2 separate regions of the Mus musculus genome follow, and region 2 is linked to region 1. A link is a loop called in an ENCODE intact Hi-C map of the cell type or tissue named here. Cell type or tissue: left cerebral cortex. All regions are shown on one strand. Links, peaks and the distances in the headings refer to the core of each region. The heading gives the core; the rest is flanking DNA.

The links. Peaks named below come from ENCODE experiments on the same cell type or tissue, not always from the same donor. Only the 100,000 strongest peaks of a DNase experiment are listed, where the experiment ranks them.
Region 2: a loop joins it to region 1, with 4 times the contacts of the local background. A loop is called at or near these places in 38 of 42 quality-filtered maps.

The regions. Positions count from the first base shown.
Region 1 is chr14:45,128,985-45,137,347 of GRCm38, reverse strand. It overlaps Txndc16 (thioredoxin domain containing 16), which reads left to right. Exons shown (of 21, transcript NM_001310534.1): 21 at 1,375-2,900. The coding sequence ends at 1,640. Among named protein-coding and RNA genes, the nearest start is that of Gm34362, 44 kb to the left of the region's middle. In left cerebral cortex, for the core only: no CTCF peak of the experiment used is centred there; no DNase peak of the experiment used is centred there.
Region 2 is chr14:44,982,689-44,989,369 of GRCm38, reverse strand. Ptger2 (prostaglandin E receptor 2 (subtype EP2)) reads right to left here and starts at 1,259. Exons shown (of 2, transcript NM_008964.4): 1 at 1-1,259. The coding sequence starts at 405. In left cerebral cortex, for the core only: no CTCF peak of the experiment used is centred there; DNase peaks (open chromatin) are centred at 236 and 3,029; H3K4me3 peaks cover 706 bases.

The DNA of each region.
Region 1 (8,363 bases), core at 1,832-6,831:
GCCTCAAATGCTGTGAAGAGTCCCTGTGGGGAGTGACACTATTAGGATGTGTGGTCTTGTTTGAGTAGGTGTAACCTTGCTGGGGGAAGTGTGTCACTGTGGGGGCAAGCTTTGAGGTCTCCTATGCTCAAGCTTTGCCTAGTTTGACACACAGTCTCCTCCTGCCTTCAGATCCAAATGTAGAACTCTCTGCTCTTTCTCCAGCCCCATGTCTGCCTGCACTCTGCCATGTTTCCCACCATGATGATAATGGACTGAACCTCTGTAACTGTAAGCCAGCCCAGATTAAGAGTTGCCATGGTCATGTTGTCTCTTCACAGCATTAGAACCTTAACAAAGACACCACCCTATTCCAGTCTTTTTTTTTTTTTAAATCTTTTTTGCATGGTATGATGGCACAAATATTTAATCCCAACACCCAGAAGGCAGAAGCTGGTGGATCAATATAAGTTTGAGGACAGTTTGTTCTATAGGGTGAGTTCCAGGACATTACATAGAAAAACCCTGTGTCAAAAAAAATCATAAAACAGCCTTGTCAGCCATCAATGGGAGAAAAGGCCCTTGGTCCCATGAAGGCTTGATGCCCTAGTGTTGGGGAATGCAAGGGTGGGAGTGAGTGGGTGGGTGGGGGCACACCCTTATAGAAGCGGGGCAGGGGGGAGATAGGTTTCTGGGGGTGGAAATCGGGAACTGTGATAACATTTTAAATGTAAATAAATAAAATATCCAATAAAAATGACTAAGCATAAAAAATGTGACAGAGTATTCAAACACTTGAGTCTTTGGAGCTATACCTATTCAAGCCACCACAGGAAGGGAGCAAAAAATTTGATATTTTAACTTATACCTGCCTATCTGTAAGCTTATTCTACGTATTACTGTTTGATGCTTTTTAATCCCCTTATTGATTGATTGATTGATTGATTGTTCCTATTAACACTTAATCACTATATAAAAATAAGTAGAGCATGAATGTAAAAGCAAGAGATCTGAGTTCAAATCCCCTTGACCTATAGAAAAGCTAACCCCAGTGCTGAGGGATGGAGACAGGCAGATGCTAGGAGCTTGCTGGCCAGCCAAAATTGTAAGTCAGCTTCATCATCAGTGAGAGAGGCTCTCACTCAAAAAGTAAGACAGAGAGCAATAAATAGGCTTCTCCCCTGGCCTCTGCATGCATGTGGGAAAGTGTGCAGATGGCCTCCTTCCGTCACCACAAATGCAAATGGTTTTAGTATGCAAAGGGTTTAATCAGCAGACAACTGATAAGGACCTCCTATGAATATGTATTTCAAAATAAAATACTTCCTAGCTGTATTCATACGGTGATTTCATCTCTGTTAATCACTAAACTCTTGGTTGTCTCTTTTTTTCCAGCAGTCTTGTCTGCCCAGGAATGGAAACCTCCTCTTCCTGCCTTTGATTTTCTGAATATGATGGACGCTCCTACATCCCAAGCTCCCACGAAGAAAGTTCTAGAGTGTCAGAAAGAAGCAGAGGTGCAGGAGAGTGCTGAGCTGCAGCCTGGAGACAGATCAACAGCCAGGAGAGAGCCGGTCGAAATGCTGAGAATAAAGCGCTGGAACACTGCCAACTGGCCCAAAGACACACAGGAGCCTTTTCACCACGACAAGGAGTTATGAGCGGGCCTCGTGGGATGGCCTCTCTGTGGCACAGGAAACCCGAGATCAAATCTGTAAAGGAACAGGACTAAATTATGCCATCTCTAGACAAGTGCCATTGAATGGGCTTGTGATACAAATGACATGTAAAATTTCTTAGTAGTTACTCTTAAAAACCGTAAACCGAGCAGATAAACCCCAGACAGCTTAATTACTACGAAAATGTTGACATTTACTTTTTAATGTGAAGTCTTCAAAATACAGTCCATTTCACACTTAATGCCTTTCCTCACTAAGGAGATCCGTTTTTGAGGGCTTATTTGCCATAGGTGGTACATGACAGTTGTATAGGGCAGTTCACTATCAGACAAACACCAGTGTGCTTGACCTGGGTCTAGCCATCCTGTGCATTTGAATCAAATTGGGATGTAACTCCACTGAATCACCGTTGACTCTCTGGTTGAATCATAACTGGCGTTTGTATTTATTTTCTTGTAGCCATATTAAAACCAGTACTTTCCAGGATATTTGGCAAGATGAAGAGACAGTTTTAATATTTTGATTTAGTGATACTATTGGCATCTACAGGACAGAGGTTGAGGTGCCCCTACACCCAACCACTCTACACTGAATAGATGGATCCTCCATCAAAGAATTGTCTTTCTTTTAATGTCATTAGTCACCAAGGTTGCATAATTAGCAACCTTGTAGTAGCCTGTAGCACAGTGGGATCTGCATATCTTCCGTCTAGTTACTGTGTTTGTAAATCTTTGGACATTAAAAATGAGTGGCTTTCATATCCTGACTATTAAAAGTCATTTTAAAAAAAATATTCTTTTGCATTGTACATGTTTGAGTGTTTGACCTGTGTGCATTAAATGTACTGCATGCATTCCTGGTGCTCACAGAGAACAGAAGAGGGCATTGGATGCCTGCGGACTGGAGTTGTGGATAGAGTAAGCTGCCTTGTGGATGCTAGGAACCAAACTGGGGTCCTCTGCAAGAGCCAGTGCTCTTATCTGATGAGCCATCTCTCCAGCCACAATTTTTATACTTTGAAGAAGCAATAAAAGTCTCTTCAAAAGGACTTACAATGTATGTAAATCTGTGTGTGCACTTCTCTGAATATACATATCTGTACATTTTAAGTCTATAAGTGCAACTTTCTATATACGTATTTGTGGATTATAAGGGAGTCTTAAGTGAGCCCTTATCTCTCTAAGTTAGAATGCTAAGTTTCAGATTAAATAGGAATTAAATATTGTGTTACTGTCTCCTAGCAAAAAGAGGCTGCCTTATCTGAGTCATGTATGAAATCTACCCCTTCAGCTTGGGGAAAAGCAAATGGTCTTCTTGGGCTATAGGACTTGCCCTTATAATGAGAATACGAATCATCCAACAGTTAATTCTTCGTCTGGAATCATAAGCTGTTGGGTTGACGTATTTGCAGTGGCTCTGGCTCACTTTTGCACTGTGCACTGTCCGAGGACTTTGTTGAGAGTTGGTGCTCTGCTGTATTTCTCATTGTGGGTTATATTGTTCATTACATTCTTTGTTCATTACATGCATATGTGACTTGCATAGTACGTGCATTGTAGCTCAACAGGTTTTCCATCAGTGAAGATCAGGAGAGTTCAGGGAAAGCCTTGGCTAGGGGGTGGCTAAGTTCTTTAAGTCACAGCCCTGACAAGAATTCCTCGGCACGAAAGAAGTAAACTCACAGAATAACCAAAATTGCTCAAGATGAAACTGGAGCATTAGTGTGGAGAGAGACAGGGAAGTCGAAAGTCGTAGATGGCACTGTCACGTGTTGTTACCTGTCACGCCTTTTTAGGCCCTTTGCCACATCATCTCGCCTGCTTTTGAGGTGCCCAAATGCTTTTCTCTCAGGTGGCTTATATGTTCTCGTGTGTGCCCTGATCCAGTAGGGACAAGCATTCTCTGTGATGGCCTGTGATCTCTAATTCCCTGGGAGTTAGTTGGACTCTTGCCTCACCATGTTCAGGCCAGTCCTGCTCAATCTGTAGCTTTCAGCCCTTGTGAATGAAATGCTCAGTTCCTGAAACTCCTGGAGTTCATCTCAGATTCTGCTTTTAAAATATTTTTTATGGGCTGGTGAGATGGCTCAGTGGGTAAGAGCACCCGACTGTTCCTCTGAAGGTCCAGAGTTCAAATCCCAGCAACCACATGGTGGTTCACAACCATCTGTAACAAGATCTGACGCCCTCTTCTGGAGTGTCTGAAGACAGCTACAGTGTACTTACATATAATAAATAAATAAATCTTAAAAAAAAATAAAAAAATAAAAAAAATAAAATATTTTTTATTAGATATTTTCTTTATTTACATTTCAGATGTTGTCCCCTTTCCTGCTTTCCCCTCTGAAAACCCCCTATTCCATCTCCCCTCCCTCTGCTCACCAACCTACCCACTCCTGATTTCCTGTCCTGGCATTCCCTTACACTGGGGCATCGAGCCTTCACAGGACCAAAAACCTGTCCTCCCACTGATGACATACAAGGCCATCATCTGCTACATACACACCTGGAGCCATGGGTCCCTCCATGTGTACTCTCCGTGTCAGCCTTTAGTTATAAAAAGCAAGAACACCTTGAGAATTGTCCTTTAGCCCAAGGTGCAGGAAGCTGAAAGGCTATTTTCATTTAAAATGACTTTATTCTTAATTTATGCAAAAGTGTGTGAGCCTGTGTGAGAGTATGTGCACCATGGGGGAGAGCAGGAGGCTAAAAGAGGGGGCATTGGATGCCCTAGAGTTGGAGTTCCAGGTAGTCATGTAGGTGCTGGGTAGCAAATGGAAGTCCTCTGCAAGAACAGCGGGTGCTCTTAATGGCCAAGCCATCCCTCCAGCCCTGTATTTTCTTTTATGCTGAGAGAAGAAGCCACAGCTTTTCTTAAGGCATTGTGGAAAACCATCAAAGGAGTTGAATTCCAAAGAATGTTAAGCCCTTTCATAGAAAAACAACACACACGGTGTGTTTCACCTTGGCAAGAATAGGAGGCAGGCACCAAAGCAAGAAGAAATGAGTTGGTATTTTTACCCTACCTGCAAATAAGTTAGTTTTGCCAGACAGTACTGGCAAGGGCTTTATTACTCTACCTAGTAAACACTGATCAGAGGACAGTTATCTGTGCAGTTTTCTTTACCCCCAGTTTCAAGCTGAGGCCAGAGCCCACTTATACAGAGTGAGATGCATTTCAAGGAAAACACCTCAAGTTTAGAGGAGCACAAACACTTCACAGTGACTGTTTTATTATTATAGCTTTATTATTACTGTATAATTAGCATTATACAGTAATGCTAATGTGCTTGACAGGACGCTGGCTTCCTAGGCCATTAGTTTTATGTCCCCCAATAGATAGGCCAGAACAATGGCAGGCGTGCAAAAAAGACTAAGAGGATTAGGATAGAAACTGAAAATGTTAATTCTTTAAAGGACAGTGACAAGAACTTGGTGTAATCCCAATACTAGAGGTGGAGGGAAGAGAATAAGGAGAGGACAGCCTCACCTACTTAGTGAGATCCTGTTAATAGGGGAGGTAGGATGAGGAGGGAGCTAAATGGTGAGTACCCAGCACCATCAATAAAATAAATGAACACGTGCCAGGTATATAAAGGATATCAGTTGAGAAACTGTCCTGACGTGACACTTGGTCACATTCACTTGGACTCCTTCTACAGACAGGAAGTTCTCATAAGAAAGACTGGGGCAGGAGATTCCCCCTCAGTGGTTTTTAAGAAGCAGCAGTTGACCGAATGCCTAGATTATGAGCGAGGGGGGGTGGGGTGGGGGGGAGGGGGACACTCCCCTCTACAGACATTGTACAAAGCTGAAGTCATTACCCACTGGGTGAGACCTGGCAAGGCTTTCTGCCCTGGTGACCCAGGCTTATCCAAGAGGCAAAAAAACAAAATTCACCACTGTGAGAGGCAGGAAATCTCACAGGCCCAGTGTCTCAACCAACAGAGAGCCACAACTAACATCCCTTGCAGGAACTTCAAACGTTGTGATAGCACAGTGGTGGATGTGTAGAAGACAGAGATACAGAATGACTGTGGCCTGTCGGTCCTCTCTAACAATGTGGCACATACGTTTAGAACTGAAGGATAAGATGGTCAAGCACCTGATCAGGGAGACTGAGCATTCTACACAGAAGGAACAAGGCCTGGAAAACTTGAGCAAAGGTTGACTTATCTGAAGAATGGAGTGGAGCCAGTGTGCCTCATGTCTCACGGCAGGGCAGGAAAGAAGGAAGACTGGACTGCTGGGAAGAGGCAAAAAAAATCATGCAGTATTTTGGGAGCATAGATGGCAAGGCATTTGAACTCATTGTAACTGTACCAAGAAACATGTAAAAATTACAAAGGGTGTTCTGATTGCTATTAAGGAATGGCCATAGGGGTGCCAAGAGGATGGAATTGGCGTGTGCTTTACCAGTTAAATCTGAATACCTCGTTGCTACTTGGATGCACATTTTGAGGGAAAGGATGAAATCCATGACTCGAGTTTCCGATATTAGTAACCACAAACAGGAGTGGTATAGAATACAGAAGATTGGGTAGGCCAAGAATCCCAATTTCTGTTTTGTCTACATTAAGACTGAAGACCTACTTGATCACAACGGCAGATGTCAAATATTTGATGGGATATGTGAATCTGGGGCATAGTGGAGAGCTATCCTTCAATGATCCAAAAAATAATGAGTGTTTGTCGTGTGTTTGGAGCTGTTGGGTAGTGTAAATAGAACCGACCCTTTATGTTTAACACTCAGTACATGTTATATAGGAGATATGTAAATTTACAGGTGACAACTGCTCTGAAGGAAGAGAAGACAAAGGGAGATGGAGATGATACAGGGGAGTGTCTTAGTTTGAGTTTTATTGCTGTGAAGGGACACCATGACCAAGGTAACTCTTATAAGGACATTTAATTGAGGCTGGCTTACAGGTTTGGAGATTCAGTCCATTATCATCAAGGAGGGAGCATAGCAGTGTCCAGGCAGACATGGTACAGGAGGAGCTGAGAGTTCTACTTCTTCATCTAAAGGAAGCCAGGAGCAAACTGTCTTCCACATAGGTAGTAGGGCCTCAAAGCCCACCCCCACAGTGCCACACTTCTTCCAACAAGGCCACACCTTCTGATAGTGTCACTTCCCATGGGCCAATTGTATTCAAACCACCAACAAGAAGTATTGGGTTTTTTTTGTTGTTGTTTTGTTTTGTTTTTTTTTTCGATTCTAAGAATGCAACCTTTATTATTAATGTACCTTCTTCCATAAGCAAATCCCAACAGACCCCTGCCCCAACAAGGAAGTTGAAAAGTCAGAAATCCTGTGACATGCCATCCCTGCTTTGGTACCCAGAAGAGAGCTTGAGCCTCTTCAAGGCTTCCAACGCTTCAAGGAGTCCAGTGTCATTCTGAGAGCACTCCTTGGAGTTCTTCTACCTGGTGGTCCTTCTTGTTGTACAGTAGTGACAGCACGTTATCCAACCCTTGTAGCCCATCAAAAACCATCTGTGCCTCATCTCTCTTTGACGCTGCTTGAAGAACCAGTAGCTGATGACTTCTTTGGGCAGTTTGAGTTCCTCAGCCAAGGCCTGCAGAATTGTCTCCTTAGGGAACCAATCTGTCTCGAAGTGATTTCTTAGTTTCTGGAACTGCTCATAGGTGAACGAAGAGATTATTCTATTCATGTAGGACATATTCTGAATTGTCTTCATCTCAGGTTCTTCCATCATGGTGGCTGCTCACTTTAGTTGCCCCCTTCAGTTTTCAAGAAGTATTGTTAAGGAAGGCCTTACTGATAAAGTGAGTGGGGAGAATAAAAGCAGGCATCAGACAACTAGTCTGTGGTGGTTTGAATGAGAATGCCTCAGATTGGCTTAAATACTTGACTGCTTAGCCATCACTGGGTAGATTATGTGCAAAAGATTAGGTGTGGCCTTGTTGGAGGAAGTATATCACTATGGGTAGGCTTTGAAATGTCAAAAGTTCAGACTATGCCCAGTCTGCCTTGCTCTGTCTCGCTGTCCGTCTCTGTTTTTCTCTGTCTCTGTCTCCCTGTCTGTCTCTGTCTGTCTCTGTCTGTCTCTGTCTCTGTCTCTCTCTGCCACTCTCTGTCTCTGTCTGTCTCTGACTGCTGCCTGTGGATCAGGATGCCAAGATCCAAGCTACTGCTACAGAGCCATGTCCAACCTCTTGTTAGCATGATGCTCATGGTCTTACCCTCAAACTGTAAGCAAGCCCTAGTTCAGTGGTTCTCAGCCTTTCTAATGCTTCAACTTTTTAAAATAGTTCTTCATGTTGTGGTGACCCCCAACCATAACATTATTTTGATGCTACTTCATAACTGTAATTTTGCTACTGTTATGAAGGATATCTGATATACAACTTCCAAAGGGTTGTGACCCACAGGTTGAGAACCGCTGCCCTAATTAAATGCTTTCTTTTTTTTAAGTTGCCTTGGTCATTGTGACTCTTTGCAGCAATAGAACAGTGACTAAGATGTGGGGATATGGAAAACAAATTTAAGTGGTAAGTCAAAAAGCAACAAAAAATTTCTGTAGAGGATGGATTAGGGGATCTGGGACGAGACCAAACGTTTCTTAGCCAAAATCTAAGTAAAGGTGAAAACTAGAGACGTAACTGTAGCTCCGACATTCCCTGCCCACAAAAGCATTTGTTCATGTGATTAAATTTCACTCACATTTCACTAGGTCATTTT
Region 2 (6,681 bases), core at 1-5,000, 150 kb after region 1:
GCGTTCCAGGGCCATAGCGAAGAGCATGAGCATCGTGGCCAGACTAAAGAAGGTCATAGTGAAAGCGAAATAGGTACACGCGTGACTTTCGGGAGCCAGGGCCACCAGGGTCTGGTTTCTTGAATATGAAGCCAGCACCACCGGGCTGATGAGGCAGGTTCCCAGCAGGTCAGTGAGCACCAATTCCGTTACCAGCACGTGAAACAAGGAGATAGAGGTCCTGCTGCCGGCGCTACACCCGGTGTCCCCACGCCAGCGGCGCGCCAACAGTGCCAGTGCGATGAGATTCCCCAGAACCCCGGCCGAGAACATCACCGAGCTGATGGCTGGGCTTTCCCCCGAAAGGAGCCACTGACGACTCTTGCAGTCCTCCATTAGCTTGGAGTCATTAAGAAAATTGTCCATGGTGGAGGGTGTGGAGGAGAGATGATATCTCTTCCAGGCAAGTACCAGACAGTCGGAGGGTCTGATGGCCCCAGGGCTCCAAGACAGAGCAGGGAAAAGGGGAGGGACCGAAATCCAGAGCTCCCTTCCGGCCCCCAACTCGCACCAAGGACAGACTTGTTTGGGTCTCCTGCCTGTACGTACAGTGGCCTCTTCACTACAATATCCGGTCGCTCTCGGTGCTTCTGTGCCTCACCTGCCCTAGCAGGGGGTGCTTGCCAGAGCAGCTGCTCCCTCCAGCGCCTTCAGGGGGCAAGTCCAGTAGTGGAATCCAGGAAAGCAATTTAGATTGCTTGCGAGCTGCTGCCGTGGGGCCAGGCAGGGCAGACACACACTGACAGGGCTCTAGAAGGGACCTGGGGGCGTTCCCAGCGCTCACCCTGAGCTGGCCCATAAGGTCTTCCTTCCTATGGGTTGGAAGTTGCAGTGCCTCTGACTTCAGCTCTGAAGCCTTTAGCCCTAGCAGAAGGCTGGGAACCAGCACAGTTTAATAAGACTGGGGTAACAGGAACTCACCAAACTGAGGTTAAGAGAGTCCAGCCCTGTGAGGTGTGGAGGAGGCACAAAAACATCAAGACAACTTGAAGTAAGAATATGAGAGAGGTTGTTGTTTTCCTTTAAAACAAAACAAAACACAAAACATCCAGAAAGATACCCAACAAAGGTGGGACAAAAACTGGAAGGAACTGAAAAGCAAACCTATCCATCCAAGAAATGGAACCGTGCACACCACAGAGTGGCCTTTGCCTTCCTATAACAACGACTTGCTTAAGCAATCCTAACAAAACAAAACAGGAACTGTTCTTGTAATCCTCTAGAGTCATGTTTGTGGCCCCAGATGGAAAACAAATGGCACTTAAGTGTTCTCTATTGAGGCTCAATCTTGAAGAATCTGTTAATACATTGTTCACATTCGTCTCTCCACAGTCAGTTAACCATTCGAAGGATTTATTCCCGGAGTGTTTTGGTAATTGGCCAGTTTCACAATGAAGCTGGCATAAATAGTTATTTATCATTTGTTGCCATAGTTACAGAGTAGTTAAAAATGCAGCAGTGTTTCTGGTTTTCTCAGTCCAGCCTGACAGACAACGTAGGCAAGGGTATACTACTAGAAAAAGTGTATTTCATGCAGAGAAAGAGAGTGTGCTGAGAAAGAAAGGTTTGCCCAGGAGTAAAAAGAAAGAGCAATGGAAAGATTATTTATGGAGTACACCTTGCTTCTCATGACTTAGCTCACCATGCTTCTGGCCTGGGGACTGGAGGGGTTTTCTAGCAAAATACGGGAAGCAGAATCCATTTGGGAGGCCTACAGGCTCATTTCCCACAGCTGAAGCTATCCACTCCATTGCTAAGTTTGTAGGGCATGGATGCAGTGGGTGTCAAACTCCTCTAGTTTCCTTTCAGGCTGTAAACTGCAGGCCAGTAGCGTCCTCCACACAGCCACCCAAAGTGGACTCTCCCATGTCCATCTTGTGCCATCTCCTCCCACATGGTTGGGGAATGAGCAGAACAGGCAAGACTCTGATGCTGTTTCCACTGTGTTTACTTTCCAAAGGCTTTTATACCCTTTCTGTTTCCATGGTCACCTTATAACAAAAGCCCCTTGTGGCTCTATTTCTATATAATTGTCTCTACCTTTTCACTACATGAGTGACATGACTCTGCTGACTTTAATGGATACCAGAGAAAATTCGAGATCTCATCCCTATACCCTCTGCCTTTTTCTGCTAGTCTCTACCCCAACTTAGTAGCACACTGTGAGAAGATTCTCACAGAGGTGTGTGGACAATCTAGTTTCTGATTACTAAGCTCTGTCCATACCCCTTCCTCAACAACCCCTCAGACCCTAGGGTATGCACTCCCTGCATGTGAGACAGTCTTGGGGATCCTGGGGGAAGAAGCCACTATGAAGCCCCAGACATGGGTTTAAGCAAGGAATTCCCTGGTGCAGGGAAGTTTGTCTACAGGACAGGTGGCTTTGGGGCTCCGTGAGTGATCCCTACTTAAAGGTGAATATGTCACAAGAAAAAGACCAGAGCTAGTTGTATAATTCTTAGGAGTTCATATCTTAGTAATTACTTTTCTGGGCTTCGTGATTTCATTTGCAACATATTCAAATTAGCATTTTTGTTTGTTTGTGTGTTTGTTTCCAGTAGTTGCACAGAGAGAGCTAGCAGTCCTACTGTGTTCCATGTTTCAGCAGTCTCACTGGATGCTTAGTTTGCCATCTCTACCTACTCAGACCATCAGGTCGGTTCAGTAAATTGAATTATCTTCTGTAGTTTGAAAGTGGCTTCTTCCCATTTCTAATTGTAGTGTCAGCATCCCAGTACAAGTTCAGTTTATCCAGAGTCTAGGATTTCTTAATAGAAAAATATATTAACACCCTCAGTTTTAGAATTGGGACATACAGCTTTGCTAATTTTCAGTTCCTGTTCATGAAGCCATTGTGTTTGGGGAACACCATGTGATTAGTAATTGTGTGTCAACTTGGTCAGGCATGGGATGCCCAGGAGCTGACTAAACAGTATGTCTGACTATATCTGGGAGGTGTTCTAAAGAACTTAGCATCCACATTGCTGGACTGACTAAGGCACATAACAGCTCCATTGTGGGTGGGCCCCATCTGGTCTGTTGCTGAGTGAATAGCACTAGGAATATAGGTGAAGGTTGATACCCAGCTTCATTTGGGGCATTGATCCGCCATTGACATTCCTGATTCTCAGGCTTTCAGGCTGACTAGAATCTCAACTTTTAGCTCTTCAGTCTTGAGACTTCTTCCAAACATAACACTGGCTTTACAAGTAGACACACATAGAGAGCCACATGTAAATCAAGGGCTGGAATACAGACTGAGAAAGCTGTTGCTAGGCAGTTTTGTTATTTGAGTGTGACGTACACTATTGACAAAAACATTGTGTATCATATGACTTTGTATACAGAACACACATAAAGAGAAAGACATATACAATTGGTCCTATTTCTTTGAGGATCTCTGACTAATACATATTACTTGAAATATAAAATTCATATTTTCCTTTATGGATCTGTAACTCAGGGGCTTTGGAAGGGAAGCTACTTACCATAGGTCATTTTTCAAAGGCAGGCAAAGATAAACATGAAAGGAAGGAGAACTACTTGGAGGAAGCTAACACCGGGGCTTGCATGTTTCTATTTGCAGGAGTTATGTCTTTCAAAACACTCAAACTTTACTTCTTGATATCTATGCATGTCTAAATAATTTTTTTCAAAGAGAATTCTAAGAACACTATCTGTGCCCTGTAATAAACTACACAAGGCTCACACCATTCACTGTAGCAAACAGAAGTCACTGAAAACTAGAGGTTAGATTTAAAGGATGGTTTTGGCGACAGTCCACAGAGTCCTGGGAAGTTTCTAGGTGGTCTGCTGGTAGATGCTTGTACATGCTGGTACATGCTTGTACATGCTGGTAGATGCTTGCGATCCTCCAGCTCTGTCAGATCTATTCTTTGGCTTTTTGGAGCAAGGCTCTTCCCCTTGTTTCTATGCTAGTCAAGATTCAGCCAGAGAAACAGGTCCACTGTTAGAGATAAATAATGCAGATTTTATTGTTATAAGCCTTTCATTGTCCAATCGCTAGCCAGTAGCCACATGACAGTTTAGATCTAAGTTTATTAAAGGGAAAAAAAATGAAGTTTCTCTAGGTATAGTTCTAGCTATTAGTGACTCCCCTTCGAAGAAGCTCATATGTGGAATATTTTTTTCATTGCAGAAGTTAAGAGTCCTTTAGGTTGTACAACAGTGGTTGTCACCTTCCTAACGCTATGGCCATTTAATTTAATTCCTCATGGTGTGGTGACCTCCGACCATAAAATTATTTCATTGCTACTTCATAAATGTAATATTCCTACTACTATGAATTGTAATGTAAATATTTGATATGTAGAATATCTGATATGCAACCCCCAAAAGGGCCGTGACCCACAGGTTGAGAACCACTGTCTACATGATGTGGGGATTGGTAGCAGAGACTACAGTGTTTGTCCCTATCCTTGGTTCTTGTTTTGAGCCTGAACCTCATTAAGGACCTGCTAGAACTCCTGTTAGAGAAGAACTCCTGTCATAGAGGATAGCAACCTCAGAACCATAAAGGTAATCTAGAACTCAGGAAGGACTGAATGAAGCCTTTGAGGACACACTGGATGTGCACGTGTCTTACTTAGCACCTCCAGTCTTAGTGGCATCAGTATCCTGCAGAAGAAGCGTCATGGTCTAAAGATGTACTTGACTTGAGATTTGAAGAAACCATTGGTGGAGATCGAGGAGCTTCAAGTCCAGGTGATGTCCTATGCAGCAGGATAAGCCAGCCTATCAGAGGGAGTGTGGGAAAGCCACCAGCATGCCCAGAGACTTGCATTTTGTCTTTAGAGCAGGGCCAGCATGATGCTGCTTCTCTGCTGCCTTTCAGATCGCGTGCAACATGCCGCTTGTGACAAGCACTGGCCTTACTGTGCAAGGCTTCTGGATGATACTTTCTGCTTGGCTGGAAGACACAGGCCAAGCTTACCATTCGGCTTCTTCAAGGGTTCAGGCATCCCACCTGCAGTGAAGGCAGGGCAAGAGGAGAGATGGTGTCCTGAGTGCTCTGCTCCGCCCTACTCTGCCTTCTCATTAGAAAAACAAAAGGCTTCCCGGGAACACCGAGGCAGGCAAAGGAGGTAGAAACAACGTTTGGATTAGTCCGAAGCATTTAAAAAAAATCTACTGAGAGAGTTCTCATTTGAACTTCATGGTGCACTCACTTCCTAGTTTGAAAATTGTTATTTGAGTAGCAAATTAAACATGCAAACTTCCTTAAAAAATGTATCTTCAAGAGAGCAAATCGGTCCAAATGATAAATGTTCTACATTATAGAAGACTATCGACTAAGGCTACCGAAAGCAAGACAGGATCAGATAAACAACAGTCTGTAATTCCTATTAAAATCAGCAATTTAGTTACTATATTGAATTACAACTAAAGTGTTTAAGTACTTGGTTGCTGGGAACTAGAAACTCACATAAGACCCAATTTAACACTACAGAGATTGCCTTTTTTTGTGGCTGATGGTGAAAGAGGGGCTATAGGTTCAGTGAAAAGCTCAAACTGGGCCAACAAGCCCATCGGGTAAAGGCTCTTGCCACCAAGCCTCTTGACTTGAGTTTGATCCCTGGAATTACATGCTCAAAGGAGAGAAGTGCCTCCCAAAAGCTGCCCTCTGACTGCCACATAATGCACACACACACACACACACACACACACACACACACACGCACACGCACACGCACACGCACACACACACGTGAATAAATGCAATGTATTTTGTAAAGGTCCAAACTGATATCGCCCAAGAGTGGATATTAGCATCCAATCAGTGTTTATTTTCTTTGATGTGAACTAAAAAGCAACAGGAATTACAGCTTCTGGTTCATTCTAGATGGAAGATATAAGTGGAACTTACACCTTCTTTTATATCAGATCAAATGAGATCAAGAGGAGCAGGATGGAAGGCAGAAGCAGGCCACTCAGCAGGGGTGGCTGGATAAGCCTTCAGCAAACTAGTGAGATTTTAGGAAGGTGGGTCCTGAAGCAAAACCAAGTCTGGAACCAGGTTATGGTCCGAACAAATGGGCCAGAAAAGGACATTTTGAGAATGTGATGCAGACCAGAATTCTAACACGTGGACTGTGTGGAAGGTTAGTGAAGCTTGAGTGAAGAGAGTAGGTAACAGAACACTGTCACACTTCCCTGACACCTCACTCTCCAGCGTTTGGGGGAAGCTGAGCCAAGGTGTCTATGGCAGTAATTTCTCACTCATTATCGTGAATAGCATATTCCTGCTGTATCATTGGACCTCTCTTGGTTTTAAACAACTATGATGTCTTTAGAATGCAGACATTTATTTATCTATCAGTTATTATTTATGCATATAATTTGTTTGGGTATTTTGTCTGCATGTAAGTGTGTATACCACATGCATACACATGGTGCCCTACAGAGTCACAGAGGGTATCAGATTCCCTGGGACTGGAATTACAGAGGGTTGTGAATGCCATGTGAATGCTGGACTTGAACTTTGGTTCTCAGGTAGAACAGCCAATGCTCTCAACCACTGAGCCATCGTCCCAGCTTCATCATCTCTAGAACAATGATAACACCAAGCATAACAATCAGCAGTGGTGCTACTAGGCTGAGTGGGAAAGGCAGACGGGAGAG